Linked DNA regions of Homo sapiens: region 2 is linked to region 1. Evidence: chromatin contacts called from ENCODE Hi-C or POLR2A ChIA-PET data. All regions are on one chromosome and are shown on one strand. The core of a region is the stretch at or near the end of the contact, and the rest is flanking DNA. Distances in the headings are between cores, read along the strand shown. Region 1 holds the start of KCNH1 (potassium voltage-gated channel subfamily H member 1). Region 2 overlaps NTRAS (non-coding transcript regulating alternative splicing).

Region 1 (4,598 bases), core at 1,319-3,818:
GTAAAAGGTAAGAAGCACAGTATCCCGTCAACTAGCACCAAGAAAGAGGGAGTGTTTACTGGAATATTGAGAATGTGGCTGTGGACAGGGCAGAACATGATTTTATTCCTGCAGTCAGATGTGTTGTGAGTGAACCAAGGGAATGGGGGAAAAACTGGATGTACCTCCACAGACACCATGAGACACTCACATTGTGATGAAAGACTGCTGACTTTTTAGCAATTTAATTCTTAAATATTTATTTTATTTAAAAATCCATGAACACCTCCAGCTTTTTTTTTTTTTTTTATGGCAAAACAGTTCATTGTAGCTGTTCACGTAGTAATTATCTTCCTCTTGCATCCCCAGGTAATGACTGTGATCTTGACCTAAAAGCCACCTTAGTTAGTTTGAATAAGGAAGACCTTGAAAGGAAAGGTAACTGACCAGAAACACTCTTAAGAAGCACACAATGAAGAAATGATCATTTCTAAGCAAGTACTTAAAGTGCCATAACACAGTATAACAGTGCTTTTATAAGCATCCAGTCTTATTTAAGCAAAAAGACGTAAAATAATGTGATCGTGTTATGGCACACAATCTGGAGGTTTAAAACTTTAAAAAAAAGAACCACTTTGTAGTAGCACTATTTTGTTTTAGGTCTTTTAATTTCTTCAAGTGTGCCACCAAAAATTGTAGTATTCAAAAAGGTGCCAATACACACACACATACACACACACACAGAGTCCATGTTGAGATCCATTTCAGTAGTACATTTAAAATGGAAGACATCTTATTTCTTTTTCTCATCAGGTTGCCCACCAAGGCTTTAACATCTCTGATCTCAAACTAATATCATCTGTTTCCTTTTTTATCTAAGCCACAGAACATGAGAGCTCATTAAAACCTTAGAAATTTTATTAACTCTCTATGATAGTTTTCCCCTCCACATTATTTTCTTTATCTTCCTTTCACAAGCAGGATTATGAGGTTTCTTGATGGGTTTTTAATATTGTCATGAAAAATCTTCCCTTGGCATGTTTGTGCGATAACACAACTTTAAAAACCTTATTTAAATGAACTTATTCAAATGAAGTGGATAGGCACCAAACTGGCTCAGCTCAGCACCAAATACATTTCAGAATCAAGTTCTCTTCAACCAGTGTTATCTCATTTGTAATAGAACAAAGAACCACTAGACGGAGCTAGGGTTTAAGAAATCACTGTTCTAGACTAGGTAACAGGCGATGGGTAGAAGGCTATCTTAAGGAAAAAGTGTATCATTACTTGCATTTCAAATCCTATGACAGTCTTATCCAACTCTCTGCTAACAGCAATCTGTTTACTTTGTCTCTACACAAGACGAGATAAAGGGTGATATTCGTAATGGCCCAATTTATTTAGTCACTCCAATAATGACGTCTGACCTTGGCACAGCACTTTACAATTTAAGGTGCTGTCCCCATACATAATTCTTGCTTGATCTTCACAGCAACTCTGAGAGATTTCTGGGCAAGAATTAGTTCTTCTGTTTTTGAAATTAATTAACTGAGACAGGATGTCTTTGCAATACATTAGGATATGTCAGGATGGCTAACCCAGACAATTAATTTTCAGGGTTAGTTTTTTTTTCTCTTACATTTTTGTGTTGACTGTTGACTCAGTCTGAAACTAGTAAACTCTCCATTCATTTCTCCTGTGGGACATAGGCTTAGTCTCCCACCGCACCGACTGGGGATACATAGTAAAAAGGCAGGTACAGACTATGTGTGGGTCGAAATCCCCCAAAATAAGTGAACAAACGACCGTTGTCTTAGCCCCTGTCCAGAAACCTTGGGTGTATGTGGTTCTTCCGTATACCAGGGGTCAGCTGTAAAAACTAACTGTATCCTCTGCACTACAGACTACCCTTCAAGCCAAAGCCACGGTTGCTTAATTAATGCTGCCCCTCTCCTGAGCATTCGCCCTTAGAGACAAGTCCACCCCTTTGATGTTTGTCAGGCAGTTTGATACTGATCATACCAAACATCAGGAGCCTGCATTTGTGTCTACGGTAAAAACAACCCAAGACAACTCTTCTGAAGCTGAATCTGCCAGTCACTCTAAATCTGCACTATTGCAATACGACTTCATTAATTACTGCTCAAACACTGGCCTAGAATCAAGGTGGGGCAACTTTCACTAGTCAGGCTAACCTTACAGGAAGGCAAGAAGGTGTTCCCAGAGCCTCACAGGTCCCGGGGGCCCCGGCCTGAAACAGAGCAAAGGAAGAGAGTTACATCAGCACGCTCCCCTAAGACTTGTTGGGGGTGAATCCGCCCTGAAAGCTGCTCACAATGCCCTCCTCTCCACCCAGCCCATGGCACATCCTGAACACATTTCCCGGCTGAACCCAGAGGGTGGCGCTGCCGTCCCAGCCTTGGTCCACGGCCGCCCGCCACTTCCCTGCCTCTGCGGGAGCCCCCCAGCTTGGTCTCCCGCAGGCCGGCGGTGGGGCACGAGCCCGGTAGGGGGCGCCGCCGGCCCAGGCGCCGCTGCTCCCTCCGCCCACCCGGAGGCGGCTGCCGCTAGCCGAGGCCGGCGCGAGTGCACTGCGAGGCGGGCCGCAGGGAGGGAGGCGCGAAGAGGGCGCGAGGGTAGCAGCCAGAGGGAGCCGCCAGCCCTGCCTGCGGATCCCCGCCGGGCGCATGGGGCGCTTCGAGCCGGGACTGCGTGCGGGCCCCGAGGCCAGTTTCCTGCTGTCGTAAGAAGCCGCGCCAGGACGCCCGCCGGACCCCGAGCTGCTGGGAGGATGACCATGGCTGGGGGCAGGAGGGGACTAGTGGCCCCTCAAAACACGTTTCTGGAGAATATTGTTCGGCGGTCCAATGGTAAGAGGTGCATTCGGATTTCGATTACCCGGGCGTTTTATCCGTGCCTTTATTGCAGAACCTCTCGCCGCTCGGAGCCAGCAGATGCAGCAGAACCCGCGAGCTCTGCTAAGGAGCCGCGGCGCGGGCACCCAGGGCAGCCTCCCCGAGGCAGAGAAAGGTGGGCAGGGCGGGGCGGGGTCTGATGGGTCCCCATCCTAACAGGAGAGCTCTTCTGGGGACGCCTTTTGGGCCTTTCTAGCGCCCTCTCGGTCTTATCTCCAAGGATGCGTGACAGCTGCTGAGCAAAGTACTGGGAAAAGTGATGGAAAGCTGGCTGCAGCCGGAGCGGCAGCGCGCGCCCCATCGGCACTGCCCACCCTTCCGCGAAGGCTCTGGGGCTCCCGGGCTGCTCCCAGAGGCGCCGCCTCTCCCCAGGGAGAGCCAGCAGTAGAGACGGGCAACTCCAGGTCCCCGCTGCCTCAGAATGGGAGGATCCGGCTGCCTCCACCTTCCATCCCTGCAACTGAAAAGTCCGAGGTGTCGGGACGTGCTCTCGGCGGCCTGATTCCACCCCTTCACCCACCCACCACTTTCTAGGTGAAGTTAAGGCTCACCTTCGAAGTGAGGGGCAGATGGTTTTCCTGGCGTCAGGTGGGAAGTGGAGGGCACAGGTGCAGAGCGAACTAAATGGTCACAGGTACAAACCTGTTATATTTCCCCTCTTCCAAACCCACAACGGTTTTATGCCACCCTTAAGTGTTGCTCACCTATAAATTCCCAATCTCACCAAACCTATAAATAGATCCATTACCCAATAAACTGACAATCAGCACTCATCTGTTTCCTTGTGGCATTAAGATCGACGGTAGCATGAAGCCTTGAGAGGCGAGAGTCCTAGGAGCGGGGATGGAAAGGAAGAATTCCAAACGCCTTTCGGACTTAACAGAGGAGAGACCCCAACTAAGCACTTGCAGAGCGACTAGGAGTCCTGGCAGTTGGAAGGCGCAGCGCACGAGTTCATCAAATGGCTATATTGAAAGATAGCCAAGCATAAGATGCTCTTTGCAGACTCCTAGAGCCCCCACCCCACCCCTTCCAGAAACAGATGACATTCTTCTACCAGGGAGACATGAGGAGCTAACTTAGGAAATGGGTTTTAATAATGTGTAAATATCACGATTTCAGAGTCTAAGGAGCTTCTGTGTAAAATGATGAGCTTCTGTTTGGATTTAGTTAGGGATTCAGGGGAAGGGCATGAAAAGTGACTTATGCTACTAATAAACACTCTTTAATTAAACAGTGATTTAAGTTTATCTTATAATGAAACACATCAACTAGCATAGCAAATAATCACGTATTATTTAAGTACTTTCTTAGAAATGATCATTTCTTTATTGTGTGCCTCTTAAGAGTGTTTCTGGTCAGTCACCTTTCCTTTCAAGGTCTTCCTTATTCAAACTAAGGTGGCTTTTAGGTCAAGGTCACAGTCATTACCTGGGGATGCAAGGGGATGATAATTGCTATGTGAACAGCCACAATGAACTGTTTTGCCATAAAAAAGCTGGAGTTGTTCATTTATTTTTAAATAAAATAAGAGTTACTGTGCTATTATTGCTATTTTTATTGGACTATTAAGGGGTATGGAGACAATCTTGCAAATTTGGTTATCCCATTGTCAGTGACACCAACTTTCTCATAAATATCAATGACAATTCTATTTTTCAGTAAAGAGGCAGTGCCCTGTAAGTTAGAGGGGAAACCCAGTAC
Region 2 (4,598 bases), core at 1,081-3,580, 520 kb before region 1:
GGGAATGGGAGACCTGAGCGGGTCCGGAGAGAGGAAAGACAGCAGACCAGTGGTGGGCTAGGGGGCTGGGGAGGGGAGCGGGGGTTTGAGTGAAACTGGGAGAAGCAATATGGCAGGACTTGGAAACTGAGGAGACATTTTAAATCTGATCATGAATCCCCTCTCCTTGCTCTTAAGCTAACAAAACCTTGTTTCCAGTTAGTCGCTGAAGCTGGGAACGTCTGGGGTATTTGAGCAGTCATGGTAGCTTAGAAGGGGGTCCCTTTGATGGGGGCGTGGAGAGCGGGTTCCTTCCAAACGATGTTTCTCCAGCATCGCACTGTAAGATCTTTCCAAGATGTTCTGTTAGACACTAGCACTGTACTTACCATTACACAGTTTACATGTTTAAATAATAATGAGTTCAACCCAGCACAGGCCTACTCACAGGCGCTTGAAAAAGGGTCACTGGATTTGAATCTGATTAACCGACTGTCCTGGCCGACAGAACCGCAAGGTGGCGCCATGGCTCTGCTAGAGCCGCAGTCCCACCCTCCCCGACTAGCCTGAGCAACTGGGAGTTACTGCGAGAGTCTATGCCGGGCATTGGATAAATGCCTTCTCCCCATTATTTCCTTCAATCCCTACAATACCCCTGTGAAGTAGGTATCATTCGAATCACATTTTACACGGGGAAACTGAGACTCAGAGATCACAGCTCCGGAGCTCAGGCTTTTGGCAATAACCCTCCACTGCCTGCCTCCGCAAGACAGCAAAAGGTTGGCTTTGTTCCCCAAGTCATCCAGTTTCCCACAGTGATGGGTTAAGCGTCATAACCCATGGCTTTATCCAAGCCATTTGAATTGAAGAGGAAGGTGGACGCAGAGCCAGCATGGTTAGGGCCAGTGGCCTTTCCAGACTTGCGTGCCAGGAGAGATGGGTTAGCGTGGGGGAGGCCGGAGAAGGGGTTTTCAAGTGACCCCGGTAGGACCCCCACGTCTCTCTCCCGCCTTTGCTCAGCATCATCTATAGCATGGCTTTGCATTTCCTCAAAAGCCCAGGCCAGATGCCCAGTACCTTCAGGCGGTCCAGTGTCCCCCACCCCCTAGAGCCATCTCATTCAGGACTGCCCTCCCCTGAAACGTTTTATGTTTCCAGAAGACCCTTCTCCTTCCAGGGCAAAGCCCTTTCAGTTAGGCAAGCTAGTTCCCTCAGTGACTTAAGATAAGGCTGTCCTCCTAGGCTGGACTTGGGCTGAATGCAAAAGGCGACACAAGGCAGCTGTTTAAAAAAGAATGAAGCAAATTTATATGCACCAACAAGAAGAGATTATTGCTCATTGTGACTTGGTGGCTGGGAAAATAAGGATCCCTATTAGATTGATGGATTTCACACCAAGGAGGAGGATAGAACCAGCCCTCCCAGAGGGCTGTGCTTGCTGCAGGCTAGCTGATGAGACACGTGGCTTACTTTACCCCTCGCTCAGCCCCAGCCTCAGCCTCCCTCCCTCTACACAGGGAAGACAGAGGTCAGCTGCTGAGGGCCTCCTCCATGCGAAAGGTTGCATTCCACCCGGCATTCAGAGGGGCACCCTCGCTAACCTCCATGGAGGCACCTTGCTTACATTTCTGACACCACAGCCACAGCGACAGCTCTGGGGCCCTACAGCTCCCCTCAAGCTGCTGAAATCCCAGACAACCAAAGCTGCTCATCCCTTGATGCCCTACGACCACCCAGCCAGGAAACAAATCCCCCCTCCTCCCACTGCCTGGACTCTGAGACAATCTCTGGCCATCTTGATGCAACAGAGTGTTCCATAATCATAGTCACACGTTCACAGGAAGTGTTCACAGATGATTCACTCTATTAAAAAACAAAACAAAACAAAACAGTTAAATCATGAAGTGACAACATCGTTGTAAAAAGTTCTAACAATATGGAAAGTATATATAGTGAAAATTAAAAGGTAAACATTCCTCACCCATTAGCCTAGTTTCTATCTCTGCTTTCGGAAGTAGCTATTAACACTTTGGTGTTTGGTGGTCCTTTCTAGACTCTGTGTGTGTGTGTGTGTGTGTGTGTGTGTGTGTTGCGGGATGGGGATAGAGTGTCTCTGTGTATGGGGGTCTGTGTGTGTGTCTGAGTGGATCCATCTGAGTATGTGTATTTAAAACACACGTAGGCTGGGTGTAATGGCTCACACCTGTAATCCCAGCACTATGGGAGGCTGAGGTGGGCAGATCACTTGAGCTCAGAAGTTCGAGACCAGCTTAGGCAACTGGTGAAACCCAAAAATGCAAAAAATTAGCTGGGCGTGGTGGTGTGTGCCTGTGGTGCCAGCTACTCAGGAGGCTGAAGTGGAAGGATTGCCTGAGCCTGGGAGGTGGAGCCTGCAGTGAGCTATGATTGCGCCACTGCATTCCAGCCTGGCGACAGAGTGAGACCTCATCTCAAAAACAACAACAACAACAACAAAAACACACTGGGAAAAATAGGATCTGAATACATGCACTATTCTTTAATTGTTTTTCCAATTAAAAAGAATCCTTTCTTGTTGGTTTAGATAAATAAACCTTTCTTTTTCAGACAGCTGCCCTGTGTCATCATTTACCTTCATCCCAAGTTCATTCTAGAAGGCAGCTTACCTTGAGTCTTCAGGGAACTAGCCTGCCTAGATCAGCCAGAAAGGTGGAGAGTCAGCTTCCACCTCAAGAACTCAGGGCCTGGCAGCCGAGATGGGCACACATCTTTGAAGCCCTTACTTATTCCCACAAAGCAGTTAATCAGCTCCAGTCACAGAATCACCGGTCCCAGTGCTATCCTTAAGAATCTCGTGCTTAAGGCCAGGCTCGGTGGCTCATGCCTGTAATCCCAGCACTTTGGGAGGCCGAGGCGGGTGGATCACTTGAGGCCAGGAGTTCAAGACCAGCCTGGCCAACATGGTGAAATGCCGTGTCTACTAAAAATACATAAATTAGCCAGGCGTGGTGGTGCATGCCTGTAATCCCAGCTACTCGGGAGGCTGAGGCAGGAGAGTCACTTGAACCTGGGAGATGGAGGTTGCAGTGAGCCAAGATTGTGCCACTGCACTCCAGCTTGACCAACAGACTGAAACTCTGTCTCAAAAAAAAAAAAAAACAAACAGAAAAAACAGCAACAACAAAAAACAACCTTGTGGTTGATTAACTGCAGGAGTGGTCATAACATAAAGAAGACCCCCATTAGGGTGTGGCCCCAAAGCACATGCTGGGGGGACCCCACAGCGGTTCACTGACAGCCTCAGGGCTTGCCAGAAATCTGACCCACACCTCCCCTCAGCTCCCTCTCAGCGCCGTGTTGGCCTGCCTGCTGCCAAGACAGGATCCAGGTGGTCCCTTCTGGGGCCCAAACTCTGAACACAGAGAGCTGAGATACCCTGGCTTGGACACTCACCGTTGCCCTGAGCCTGGCTTGCTTGTTTCACCTCTCTGCGCTTCAGTGTCCTCATCTGTGCAATGGGGATGTTAACAATGGCAAAGATCAAGAGGGAATACGCCATAGGCAAGGACCTAGAACAGTACCTACTTACAAAGTTATTTCACTTGGCTTCAGGAGAGATTTAAAGTGGCTTATACGAATACATGGTTATAATAAAATGCATATGTTAAAAGCAAGGAGGAAGAAGACAAGCTAGGGTGAAGCCAGGGATCAGTCCTGCATGAGAATTAGACATGATCATACACTTACCGTTGTTGGACCACAAATCTGTCTCTAAGCTTCCTAGTGGCCAAAACAAAAAAGGGCAAATGGATAGTTATGCCCTAGAGGCCTGTAAAATAAAGGCAGTTCACTTGCTCAGGTAATATTGAACCACTCTGGATGCTAAGGCAAGGCTTTTCTCCTTTGCGTCCTTAGACAAGGGACAGTGTGGTAGAAGGAGCGTCCTCCTCTGTGACATCTGTGAAGTGTGTGCCACCCCTTCTCACCTCTACCCTCCATGTAGCCTGCTGGCATCACTTGAAGCTCAAGTCAGCAAAAGCTATTGTAGCTGGGAGAGTAGTTTTCAAGTATGTTCATGTGTTTCTCTCTTTCTCCATTCTGTATATTTGCCTCTTTCCCCAGTGCCATTTTCAAGAAGAATGGACTGAGGAGGACTGGGATTGTTACAGCAAGAATGTCAAGAGAAAGACAAAGTCCTTATGCAGCCAGTGACATCCAAGGCATGGAGGCAAGATAGTTGAGTCTGCAGCATCTAGAAGTCAAACTTTGACAAGAGAGAGAAGGGTTTCCTAAATTTGCTGAGTTCCACTAACATATTAAGAACCAGGCCTGGCGGACCAGATCCAGGAGTCTGACATAAGCTAAGGAGAACACGCTGCCAGGATGTGCTGCAAGCCAGCACCGCTTCTCTGACTTTAATGTGCATGTGAATCACCCGGGCACCTTGTTAACATACAAGCCCTGGTTCCGCAAGTCCATGGTGGGGCTTGAGAGTCTACATTTCTAATAAGCTCTGGGGATACTGATGCAGCTCGTCCGTGGCCCACTGTCTAGTGGCAAAGATGTTAAGGATATCAAGGCTAAAACTGAAAGGGATTAGAGCTCCCCTCCAGGCCCAGGAAACTGGGAAGAAGATGGGC

What was found. A loop is a pair of places that touch in the nucleus more often than their neighbours do. ChIA-PET counts read pairs that join two places held with the same protein, here RNA polymerase II (POLR2A). Pooled maps may share reads with other maps.
Region 2: a map of PC-9 shows a loop between it and region 1 (10-fold over the local background). The contact joins the enhancer-like site here to the promoter of KCNH1 in region 1. A Hi-C loop is called at or near these places in 10 of 168 maps with a recorded cell type or tissue (A673, Calu3, HCT116 and 7 more), 6 of 37 single-sample maps with no recorded cell type and 15 of 50 pooled maps. POLR2A ChIA-PET finds 5 or more read pairs at or near these places in 2 of 52 experiments (MCF 10A and activated naive CD4-positive, alpha-beta T cell).

What each region holds. Positions count from the first base shown.
Region 1 is chr1:211,132,118-211,136,715 of GRCh38, reverse strand. It overlaps KCNH1 (potassium voltage-gated channel subfamily H member 1), which reads left to right and starts at 2,568. Exons shown (of 11, transcript NM_172362.3): 1 at 2,568-2,849. The coding sequence starts at 2,771. KCNH1-IT1 (KCNH1 intronic transcript 1) reads left to right here and starts at 3,342. Exons shown (of 2, transcript NR_046784.1): 1 at 3,342-3,528; 2 at 3,690-4,437. RefSeq lists silencers at 2,387-2,666, 3,161-3,351, 4,578-4,598.
Region 2 is chr1:211,651,288-211,655,885 of GRCh38, reverse strand. It overlaps NTRAS (non-coding transcript regulating alternative splicing), which reads right to left. Exons shown (of 3, transcript NR_131925.1): 3 at 1,264-1,842. Among named protein-coding and RNA genes, the nearest start is that of NTRAS, 14 kb to the right of the region's middle. Within about 2 kb of position 2,330, at least 2 of the 41 ENCODE cell types and tissues checked have a DNase peak (open chromatin) inside an H3K27ac peak, as active enhancers do; they include PC-9 and endothelial cell of umbilical vein, where a contact is called at or near this core.